2 separate regions of the Homo sapiens genome follow, and region 1 is linked to region 2. The links are chromatin contacts, found by Hi-C or POLR2A ChIA-PET in ENCODE. All regions are on one chromosome and are shown on one strand. The core of a region is the stretch at or near the end of the contact, and the rest is flanking DNA. Distances in the headings are between cores, read along the strand shown.

Evidence for each region. A loop is a pair of places that touch in the nucleus more often than their neighbours do. ChIA-PET counts read pairs that join two places held with the same protein, here RNA polymerase II (POLR2A). Pooled maps may share reads with other maps.
Region 1: a loop to region 2 is called in a pooled map, with 4 times the contacts of the local background. The contact joins two enhancer-like sites. A Hi-C loop is called at or near these places in 1 of 37 single-sample maps with no recorded cell type and 3 of 50 pooled maps. POLR2A ChIA-PET finds 5 or more read pairs at or near these places in 3 of 52 experiments (H1, activated CD8-positive, alpha-beta T cell and endothelial cell of umbilical vein).

What each region holds. Positions count from the first base shown.
Region 1 is chr10:119,117,944-119,123,434 of GRCh38, forward strand. DENND10 (DENN domain containing 10) reads left to right here. Exons shown (of 9, transcript NM_207009.4): 5 at 2,398-2,509. Among named protein-coding and RNA genes, the nearest start is that of DENND10, 17 kb to the left of the region's middle. RefSeq lists an enhancer at 2,614-2,908. Within about 2 kb of position 2,573, at least 7 of the 41 ENCODE cell types and tissues checked have a DNase peak (open chromatin) inside an H3K27ac peak, as active enhancers do.
Region 2 is chr10:118,968,842-118,974,290 of GRCh38, forward strand. The region is part of intron 2 of LINC03036 (long intergenic non-protein coding RNA 3036); the gene reads right to left. Among named protein-coding and RNA genes, the nearest start is that of LINC03036, 58 kb to the right of the region's middle. Within about 2 kb of position 2,035, at least 2 of the 41 ENCODE cell types and tissues checked have a DNase peak (open chromatin) inside an H3K27ac peak, as active enhancers do.

The DNA of each region.
Region 1 (5,491 bases), core at 1,323-3,822, 150 kb after region 2:
GCAACAGACGAGACTCCGTCTCAAAAAAAAAACAAAAAACAAAAAAAAGAAGGTAAAAACAAAACCCTTCCAACAACAAAATCCCCAAGCCAAAAACAGTCTCATTAGATCCTATTGTGCCTAATAGAATAATTACATAATTAGATTATCTAATTAGAATTATCTAGTTATTAGATAATTCTAATCCTTCCATACGTTATTTTCATTTACATATTTTTCATATCATTTGTACACAAGAGGGTGCCTTTAACCCCCGTATTTCCTTATTGAGTTAGAATTCTCTCAGAGGAAAACAGGTTTTTGTGGTGTTTGTTTCCATATTATTCTATTGGCTATTTTAGAAATATTTTCTCGCTGGTGGGCTGAATTTTGTGCCTCGAGGTCTTCATGGATTACATTTCTTTTCTTAGATCTTAGCAGTTATCTCTGTCATCTGAAGAGCCCAAGGCCTTGACCACAAACTCCTAATTTAAGTTCCAGCTGGAAAATCCAAAATGCAGACAGCTCAGGCCTAAGCCACAGACTTCAGGGTCCCTGAGCAGGAGGCGAGGGGAACTCTGAAGGCGAGGCTGCCCTCTGTCATGTCCTCCCATGGTGCCCATCTGTCTTTCCTTTTGATCCCGCTGTTCTTTGAATTTTCTCAGCATCCCTGTTGAGGTGGTAGGTGTTTGTCAGGCTAACTTAAGGACTTAAGTAATTATACTGGGGGACATGGGGGAGTTAATAGACTTTTTTTTTTCCTTTTGAGACAGGGTCTTGCTTTGTTACTGAGGCTGAAGTGCAGTGGTACAATTACGGCTCACTGTAGCCTTAACTTCCTGGGCTCAAGCAATCCTTCCACCTCAGCCTCCCGAGTAGCTGGGACTACAGGTGCACACCACCATGCCCAGCTAATTTTTTTTTTTTTTTTTTTTTTTGAGTCAAGAGTCTCACTGTGTCACCCAGGCTGGAGTGCAGTGGCACAATCTCAGCTCACTGCAACCTTTGCCTCCCAGGTTCAAGTGATTCTCGTGCCTCAGCCTCCCAAGTAGCTGGGACTACAGGCACCTGCCACCACACCCAGCTAATTTTTTTTTTTTTTTTCTTTGAGATGGAGTTTTGCTCCAACAAGTGTTGCCTAGGCTGGGTGGCGCGATCTTGGCTCACCGCATCCTCCGCCTCCTGGGTTCAAGTGCCTCAGCCTCCCAAGTAGCTGGGATTACAGGCATGTGCCACCACGCCTGCCTAATTGTGTATTTTTAGTACAGATGGGGTTTCTCCATGTTGGTCAGGCTGGTCTCGAACTCCTGACCTCAGGTGATCCGTCTGCCTCGGCCTCCCAAAGTGCTAGGATTCCAGGCATGAGCTTCCGCGCCCGGCCGCTAATTTTTGTATTTTTAGTAGAGATGGGGTTTCACCATTTTGGCCAGGCTGGTCTCGAACTCCTGACCTCAGGTTATCCACCCGCCTCGGCCTCCCAAAGTGCTGGAATTACAGGTGTGAACCACTGTGCCCAGCCTAATTTTGTATTTTTGGTAGAGATGGGGTTGCACCATGGTGGCCAGGCTGGTGTCAAACTCCTGACCTCAGATGACCTGCCTGCTTAGGCCTCCCAAAGCGCTGGGATTACAGTGTGAGACACTGTGCCCAGCCCCAGCTAATTTTTAAACATTTTTTAGAGACAGTCTCCCTGTGTTGCCCAGGCTGGTCTCAAACTCCTGGGCTCAAGTGATCCTCCCACCTTGGCCTCCCAAAGTGTTGGTATTACAGACATGAGTCACCCTGCACCTGGCAGACATTTTTTTTTTTTTTTTTAAATCAGGAAGTTTTAATGATACAGAAAGATGCTGGTTCCCTTCACATCAGTTGTTTCAGTTTTTTGTGAGTCTAGCTTCCTCTATGCATCCCATCATAGAGTCCCTTGCGGGGCAGAGCACACGTCCTGGGAAGCTGACATAGGATAGATCTACTCTTCCACCAAATAAAGTGTTTGTATGCTTTACAACATTTGCCTAAATTCTCTGTATTAAAAATAATTTTGTACGTCAGGTGCTGTGACTCACACCTGTAATCCCAACACTTTGGGAGGCTGAGGTGGGTGGATCACTTGAGGTCAGGAGTTCGAGATTAGCCTGGCCAACATGGTGAAACCCCGTCTCTACTAAAAATACAAATATTAGCCAGGTGTGGTGGTGTGTGCCTGTAATCCCAGCTACTCGGGAAGCTGAAGCAGGAGAATCGCTTGAGCCCAGGAGGCAGAGGTTGCGGTGAGCAACTATCTTGCCACTGCATTCCAGCCTGGGTGACAGAGTGAGACTCGGTCTCAAAAAAAAAAGAAAAAAGAAAAAAAGAAAAAAAAATCTTTATTTCTTTGCATGATGTGTAATGCAGTAACATTACAATTTCTCTTTTTTGAAGACATTGTATCTCAGTTTGGAATGGAAACTGTTATCTTACACACAGCACTGATGCTAAAGAAAAGAATTGTGGTGTATCACCCCAAGATAGAAGCGGTCCAGGAGTTCACCAGGTATCACCTCTAATTATAAAAAAGTGTTAACTTTGTTGGCAGACAGTTCGCAGCACTAGATGTTACTGTGTGCTCTGCTGTGTTGCACATTTGCTATAAATAGCATGTGGTGAAATACCACCTTTGGTCTGAAGTTTCTGTTTAGCTCTAGTAGTTCAAGGTTACTGATTTGGACTATTTATGACTATTTTAGAGCAGGGGATTAGCAAACTTTTCCTTGCCAGACAGTAAATATTTTAGGTTTGTGAGCCATATGGTCACTGCCCCAACTACTCAACTGCCTAGGTAGCACAAAAGCAACCATGGAGGACACGTACATAAATGACTCAGCATGGCTGTGGTCAATGAAATTTTATTTTCAAGGACAGGCAGCTAGGCTGTGGGCCATAGTTTGCTGACCCGTTTCAGGTAAATTGTTCCTTCTGTTCAGTTTTATCAAAGACTCTTTTTTTTTTCTTGTTTTAATTAAAAAGTTTTAGAGCAGGACAAAGACTCTTACTTTGATAGTACATATAGATTTTTTAAATTTTATTTTCATTTTTAGTAGAGATGGGGTCTTGCTGTGTTGCCCAGGGTGGTCTCAAACTCATAGGCTCCAGTGATCCTCATGCCTTGGCCTCCCAAAGTGCTGGAATTACGGGTGTGAGCCACTGTGCCCGGCCAAAATAAATGTAGATTTTGTTGTTGTTAATAATTTTTTTGCCAGGAGGGTCAGTTCAGGGCCAGGAGGTGCCTGCCAGGCCCTGTCCCCTCTAACAGCTCCCCCACCTGCCATACAGATTTTTAAAGATTTTTTGTTTACTAAATCTAACTTGTTATTAGGTCCTTTTAAATTTTTTTCATTTTTATTTTTTTTATATTTTTTGTCGAGATGGGGTTTCTGGGGTCTCACTATGTTGGCCAGGCTGGTCTCGATGTCCTAGGCTCAAGTGATTCTCCTGCCTCCGTTGAGATGATTACAGACATGAACCACCACACCCAGCCATTAGGTCCTTTTTTTTTTTTTTTTTTTTTTGGAGGCAGAATCTCTCGCTTTGTCACCAGGCTGGAGTGGTACAGTGGCGCGATCTTGGCTCACTGCAACATCCACCTCCCGTGTTCAAGTAATTCTCCTGCCTCAGCCTCCCGAGTAGCTGAGACTACAGGTGCGCACCACCACGCCCAGCTAATTTTTGTATTTTTAGTAGAGATGGGGTTTCACCATGTTGGCCAAGATGGTCTCGATCTCTTGACCTCGTAATCTGCCCGTCTCGGCCTCCTGAAGTGCTGGGATTACAGGCATGAGCCACTGTGCCCGGCCAGGTCCTTCTTTAAAAGCAAGAGGACTTAGCATTCGTGTTGGGTTTACTGTATGTCAGGCATTTTGTAAGATACCTTAAATTATTAAATTTACTCATAACAAGAACCCTGCAAGGAAGTATTTTTACCCTGTTTTATGAATGAGAAAATTAAGGTTGGCAGAGTATAGGTATAAGGTAATGAAAAGAACAAAGGCTTCATAGTCAGAAAGACCTGAGTTAAAATCTTGGGAGGGCAACTTATTAGCTCTGTGAACACATAAAAGATAATGTTGGCCGGGCATGGTGGCTCACACCTGTAATCCCAGCACTTTGGGAGGCTGAGGTTAGCAGATTGCCTGAGACCAGAAGTTCAGGACCAGACTGGGCAACACAGCAAAACCCCATCTCTATAAAAAAATACAAAAATTAGCCAGGCATGGTGGCATGCACCCGTAGCCTGAGCTACACAGGAGGCTGAGGTGGGAGAATCGCTTGAGCCCAGGAGGTGGAGGCTGCAGTGAGCCATGATCACGTCACTGCACCCCAGCCTGGACGACGGAGTGAGGCCCTGTCACAGAAACAAAACAAAAGGTATTGATTGTTTCTGAGCCTGTGTTCCTTTATCTGTAAAATGAAGATCGTAATATCTACTTACAAGTTTGTTAAGACTGGAAATAATTTATGTAAGATGCTTAACATGTACCTAGCCTGTAAGACACACTTTAGAAGTTATTATTGTTATGATCATGATTGCATCAGATTTTAAGTGAGAGAGACAGAACTTTCACCCTGCCCTCTCTGGGTCCAAAAGCCCATATTTTCTATCCCATCACCTTTTCCCCCTCTACGTATGCTCCTTAAACTGGAGCGGTCACAGCTTCTGAGATATTTAGCAGGGCACCAGGGGTTCATGAAGCCACAGATAAATTTGATACATCTTGTTGCAGTCATTATTCTACCATAAGTTTTTTTCAGAGAAATCTATGTCTTAGGGAAACAAACACACTTGGTTTGCGAGTTTTACTAAAATTTTAAATATAAATGGGAGACTTCCAGAAAATTTCTTGCTTGCAGAGGTGACTTTGAATTTTACCCTTAGACTCCCTTTCCATGGCAGTCTCCAGAGTGGGATTTTTCAGAGGAAAACCTTAGAAGCGTCACTCTTTGCTACCACAGGGATCTTTTGAAACTTCACCTTGAGCTTTCTGTAGCTGATCTGATCCCCAAAAGCAGAGTTTAAAACATTGCAGAGAGGCTGGGTGCAGTGGCTCACGCCTGTAATCCCAGCACTTTGGGAGGCCAAGGCAGGTGGGTCACCTGAGGTCAGGAGTTCAAGATCAGCCTGGCCAACATGGTGAACCCCCATCTCTACTAAAAATACAAACATTAACCGGGCCGTGGTGGCAGGCACCTGTAGTCCCAGCTACTTGGGAGACTGAGGCAGGAGAATTACTTGAACCCCAGAGGTGGAGGTTGCAGTGAGCCAAAATCGCGCCATTGCACTCCAGCCTGGGTGACGAGTGAAACTCCATCTCAAAAAAATAAATAGTAAAACATTGCATTGCTTTAATTTGAAGCCCAGAGGTTAGCACATTTGGGGCTTGGTCTCACCTCTGTCCCTGATTAGCTGTAGACTCTACCCTCTTCATTTCCTTCTCAGGAAGAGGAGAAGGGGGCAGGCTGAGTCTTTAAGGTGTGGACC
Region 2 (5,449 bases), core at 785-3,284:
TCCACTTGCACCTGCAATGAAGCCAAACGTGAAAACCCAGGAGGGAGAAAACCCAGGAGGGAGAAAACCCAGGAGGGAGAAAACCCAGGAGGGAGAAAACCCAGGAGGGAGGTGTCCACTTGGGCCCAGACGCTTGCTCCCTGGAATCTACCATGTGATTGTCATTCTTTTGATCTACACCCCTTTCATTCTGTAAACATCTATTGAGTACATTTAGGAGCCAGACATTGAGGACCAAATCCAGAGGAGAGACAAACCCAAATCACTGACAATAATCTCACGGAAGTATATGGCCAAGAAGGGTTGAAGTGCTATGGGAGTGCAGATAAGGGAGCAGCTAAGTGCCTGGGGGACAGAGGAGCTGACAGTTGAGCTGGGCTTCAAAGGATGCATAGGAGTTTACCAGGCAAAAGAGAAAAAAAAAAAAAGCTTGGGGAAGTCCATTCCAGGTGGAAGAAAGGGCATCAACAAAGAAGAGAGACGTGGGATATTCAAAGAAGGTGGAAACATTTGTCGTGGCAAAAGCCCAGGTGCAGGGGAGAGCCTGGGCCAAGGCTGGAGAAGTCGGCGGAGAGGCCTTGTAGCCACCACCTGCCTTGATTGGCCAGTGCCTGTGCTTGTACCTGATTTTAAATAATTGGACTATCATGTGTGTTTGTACAGCAGCTGGGGCAGCAAGTTATCAACAGAAGATTGATAGGGTAAGACCCATTTTTACAGAAAAATCCCTCTTTGCACATGGGCAGAATGGGCCTGAGGCGGTGGAAAGAAGGGGCGAGGGGTGAGGGGCAGCCCACAGCTCCTGGGCTGTTTGCTTTTCCTCTCCCCTGCTCACAGGAGCCCTCCGGGAGGTCTAAGAAATCCACACACAACTATAGAAGAACCAAATCCCCACATTGCTCTGGGAATTAGAATCTCAGCACACGAGGCCGGGTGTGGTGGCTCACGCCTGTAATCCCAGGACTTTGGGAGGCTGAGGCGGGCGGATCACTTGAGGTCAGGAGTTTAAGACCACCCTGGCCAACATGGTGAAACCCTGTCTCTACTACAAATACAAAAGTTAGCCAGGCGTGGTGGCGGGTGCCTGTAATCCCAGCTACTCGGGAGGCTGAGGCAAGGGAATCACTTGAACCCAGGAGGTGGAGGTTGCAGTGAACTGAGATGGCACCACTGCCCTCCAGCCTGGTGACAAAGCGGGACTGTGTCAAAAAAAAAAAAAAAAATCTCAGAACATGACTTCTTCAAGGTCTCCTGTTTCACAGATGAGCTACCGGAGATTTTCATCTAGAACTAATAACACATCCACTCATTCAGCCAACATTCGAGTGGCCGCTCTCTGCTCCTAACTGCCATAGGCCTAAGGACACAGCAGAGAATAAAGCAGCCCAGTCCTCAGCCCTTAGGGAGTTCACATTATGGCAGAGGAAACAGAAAATAAACAGAGTAAGACTTCAGACTGTGAGAGGCTCTAGGAGGGAAATAAACCGGGCGGTGTGGTGCAGGGATTGGCTAACTGCAGCCCTGGGGCCATGTCCAGCCTGCAGCCTCTTTATATGGCCAGCAAGCCAAGAATGGTTTTAAAGGGTTGTATAAAACAAAAAGAAAAGGCCGCGCTCGGTGGCTCACACCTGTAATCCCAGCACTTTGGGAGGCCGAGGCAGGATTGCTTGAGCCCAGGAGTTTGAAACCAGCCTGGGCAACATAGCAAGACCCTGTCTCTGATGAAAGGAGAGAGGGTGAGGGGGGAAATGTTGTGGAAAGAGAGGAAAAGGAAGACGAGAGAAAGAGAAAGGAAAGAAAGGAAAATGCAACACAGACCTTAAAGGCCCACAAAACCTAAAAATGTTTGCCATGTACTACTTTATAGATCGTACTTTACAGGAAAAGTGTGCCCAGTTAGTAAGACGAGGGCCCTCTTAACTAGCAAAGTCTGGATTCTTTCTTGTGACATGGCCTCCTTCCCCTTCCTCAGAGTTGCCTCTACCTTAGGGAAGATGAGACACTGAAACGGTTCATGAAAAGTTCACTGTGCTTGGCCACCTGCCAAGAATCCGGATTTCTGGGCATCTCACTCCCCACCTGCTGTCTGGGGTCTTACTCAAGAAACCTGGTCTTCAACCTGGCCACAGCTGTGCCTACCCCCTCCTTGACTGGCAGACCAGGGAACCACATAGGCAACAGCTTCCCCAAGGACCCCCGGCCCCTCCGGTTACCCCTCCTCCTGCCTGAACCACTTGGTCAAAAATAGAACCACATGGATCCCTATTTCAAGACACCTCCCTGGAAATCCACTGCCCGGAGACTCTGTCTTCTTTTATTTCAGTGAAATACATTTCTGAGTCCATGGTTCAGAGTTCAACTTTATAAATCCTGGCACTGGTCAATAGAGGAAGAAATGTTTACGTCCAAACAAAACCAAATACATAACTCTAGCTCTCCTGGGGGACAAAAAAAAAAAGTCTGTAAAACACATAGCAGCAGCCATTGTGACTTGAAACCAACACAGAGGAAGAAGTGTGACAGAAATCCCCAAGCTCACCACTCAGCGGCGTCTCTGATACATTCCATTACACGTCTGAGCTAAAGAAGAACCAAGTTGGTTCTTAAAAAGTGTGTCCCATCCAAATACCTAATGCATATGCAGCTTAAAACCTAGATGATGAGTTGATGGGCGCAGCAAACCACCATGGCATACATATACCATGTAACAAACTTGCACGTTCAGCACACGTATCCCAGAACTTAAAATTTTAAAAAAAAAAGTGTGTCCCATCAATGTTCAATACAGTCTTCAGACATCAGCCACGACCTGGAAGGTTCACAGTGAAACCTGTGCCTCACAGAAAATAAATTACATCTGAATAGTTAACTTTGCAATTGTTAAAGAGCCTTTTCCCAAAATTAAAATGACTCACATGTCCACACAAAGTGATAGGACAAATTCTTTATATGGTAATGGTGAACACATGTGATGAAAGATAACGGCCGATACACATCCACCTGCGATTCCTCCCTGAGTCCCGTTAAAACAATAAAAGGGATGCTTTAAAGGAATAAACACATGAGAATAAAAAGGATGAGGAACAGCAGGAACAACTTTTTGGAATCTGGTAACTGATGAATCAAGAAAGCTGAGTGGGGAAGCTGAGACTCAGCTTGGTTTACACCAAGAAATCCCACCATGATGGAGAGATGGGCAGTGCCGGCTGCCCCTGGTGGCAGGGGTGAAAGTGAGGTTGAAAGCAGGAAGAGAAGCTGAAAGTCTGTGCAAGCAGACAGACCCTAATTACTTCTCCCACTCCTCATGGTTGGCCAAATGCACCTCCTGCCCCAGCGGGAGACTGGACCCTGATTCTCTAGAGAAAGTAACACAGCTGTCTCTGCAATGGGGGACACCAGGGACCTGTGGGGAGGGAGGAACTGCACTGAAAACGGGAAATTAAATTAAAGCTTACATATTGGATATCAAGACCCACAGTCTCCTTCCCCCACTCAGATCTCAGAATGCTGGCCAAGGAAGGAGGAGACTGGAAAATTCTTCACGGGAGAATATGACCAACTCAAGAGAAAAGGGCTACGGGTGCTGACATTTGTTTTTTATCTTCTAAGGATGAATGATAGAGGTGAAGACAAAAAAAAAAAGTGTTCTCTGCTTTCTTTTAACTTGGAATTAACTCCTGTCAGAGAAAACACAATATCTTACACCCACTCTGTATTATTTCCCACATTTTCTATTTTAGAGGGTGGGAATCAGTATACCATACTTGACAGGTACGACTACAAGTTTCCAGAGTCTACTTACGTTTCTACTGTTATGGTTGTTTCTCAAAACAGCTGAACTCAATCACCCTGGAGCAACGTTCTCAACTGACTGCAATTAGAACCACTCTGGGAGCTTTAAAAAATACCAATCCCAGAGCCCCACCCTCCAGAGATTCTGATTTAATTAATCTGGGGAGGGCCCAGACATCCGGGTTTGAAAAGCTCCCTCTCCTAAAAAATAAAAGCTCCCCAGGTGATTCCAACATGCAGCAAAAATTGAACATCACTGTCATCCAGTGAGGCCTGCACTTGATAAGACCACTCCTGCAATCAGAGTGCCCAGTCAGCATCTTAGTACATAATTTTAAATATGACTGGATAGGCAAGGGTTGCCAGGATAGCGAAGTAAAACTTTGTACACGAAAGACAGACCAAAAAAAAAAAAAAATCAAGTATATAAAAACAACTTGAAGAAAACAAACTGCAGGGAGGGAAAATCTTTGGAGGAGGAGGAACCACTAATTTTTCAGTTTTAGATTTTCAAAGAGAATAGCAAAAATATTAACTCCAGGAAATCTGAACAAGACACTGTTTTTTAAAAAAAGAAACATTTAGTGAACCAAAAATAACCTTAAGATAGCAGAAATAAACTCAATAGAAGACTTAGAAGTTAAAGATAAGCAGAGCAAACGGTAAAGAAAAATACAGAAAATGAGGGGACAACTTCAAGAAGTCCAGCATGAAAATAATAGGCACCCCAGAATGACAGAACAGAAAAAACAGAGGAAGAAAACATCAAAGAAATAATTCAAGACGAAGGCCTTGAGCTTCCGATTGAAAAGGCTTACCAGGTACCAGCATAATGGATGAAAGCACACCTACATGAAGGCATGTGATGATTACATTTCAGACTGAGACAAAATTCTACAAGCTTCCCACTAGGAAAGAGGGGAAATATCTACATGCAAAGGACCAAGATTATAATGGCATTGAGTCTCTCCCCATTAGAAGCCAAAAGACAATAGAACAATTCAAATTTCTGAAGAAAAAGCATTTCCCATGTAGAACCTTGTATCTAGCTAAATTGCATTATCAATTACTTGTGAGAATAGTATGGACATTTTCAGACTTGAAAAATCCAAAATGTTATCTCTTATCCCCATCTCAAAATGTTATTGGAGGAGATGTTACACCAAAATGAAGAAGAGGAAGACATGGAACCCAGGAAAAGGGTCCAGCCCAGGAGAGAAGCAAAGAAAATATCCAGAGAGATGCAGGGAGATCCCAGACGACTTCTGTGCAGCAGACCTGCAGAACAACTAATCCAGATGAAACTGAAGTTTCCCAGCCTCCCTTGCAGCTAGGTGTGAACATGTGACCTTAGCTCCAGCAATCAGTTGTATCCATGTGAGATTTCATTTGTGGATAAAACAATGTAAAGAAGCAAGCATCAATGGGAAGCCATTTTCAAGGAAAGTTAGAGGGGGAGGCAGCTAACCTTCAGGGACAGCATGGGTGGCAGTATTCATCTCCCTGACAGCCAGTAGTTCAGTCTGAGGACTGTCCTTCATTGTGCAGTCTCCAAGGCTGCCTCTCTTTCCTCCTGGGATTCTGGAGCTAGTGAACATTCTGTAATTAATTCTCCTTCTAGCTAGAGTGCATTTTTTTTCTTTTTTTTTGCGACTAA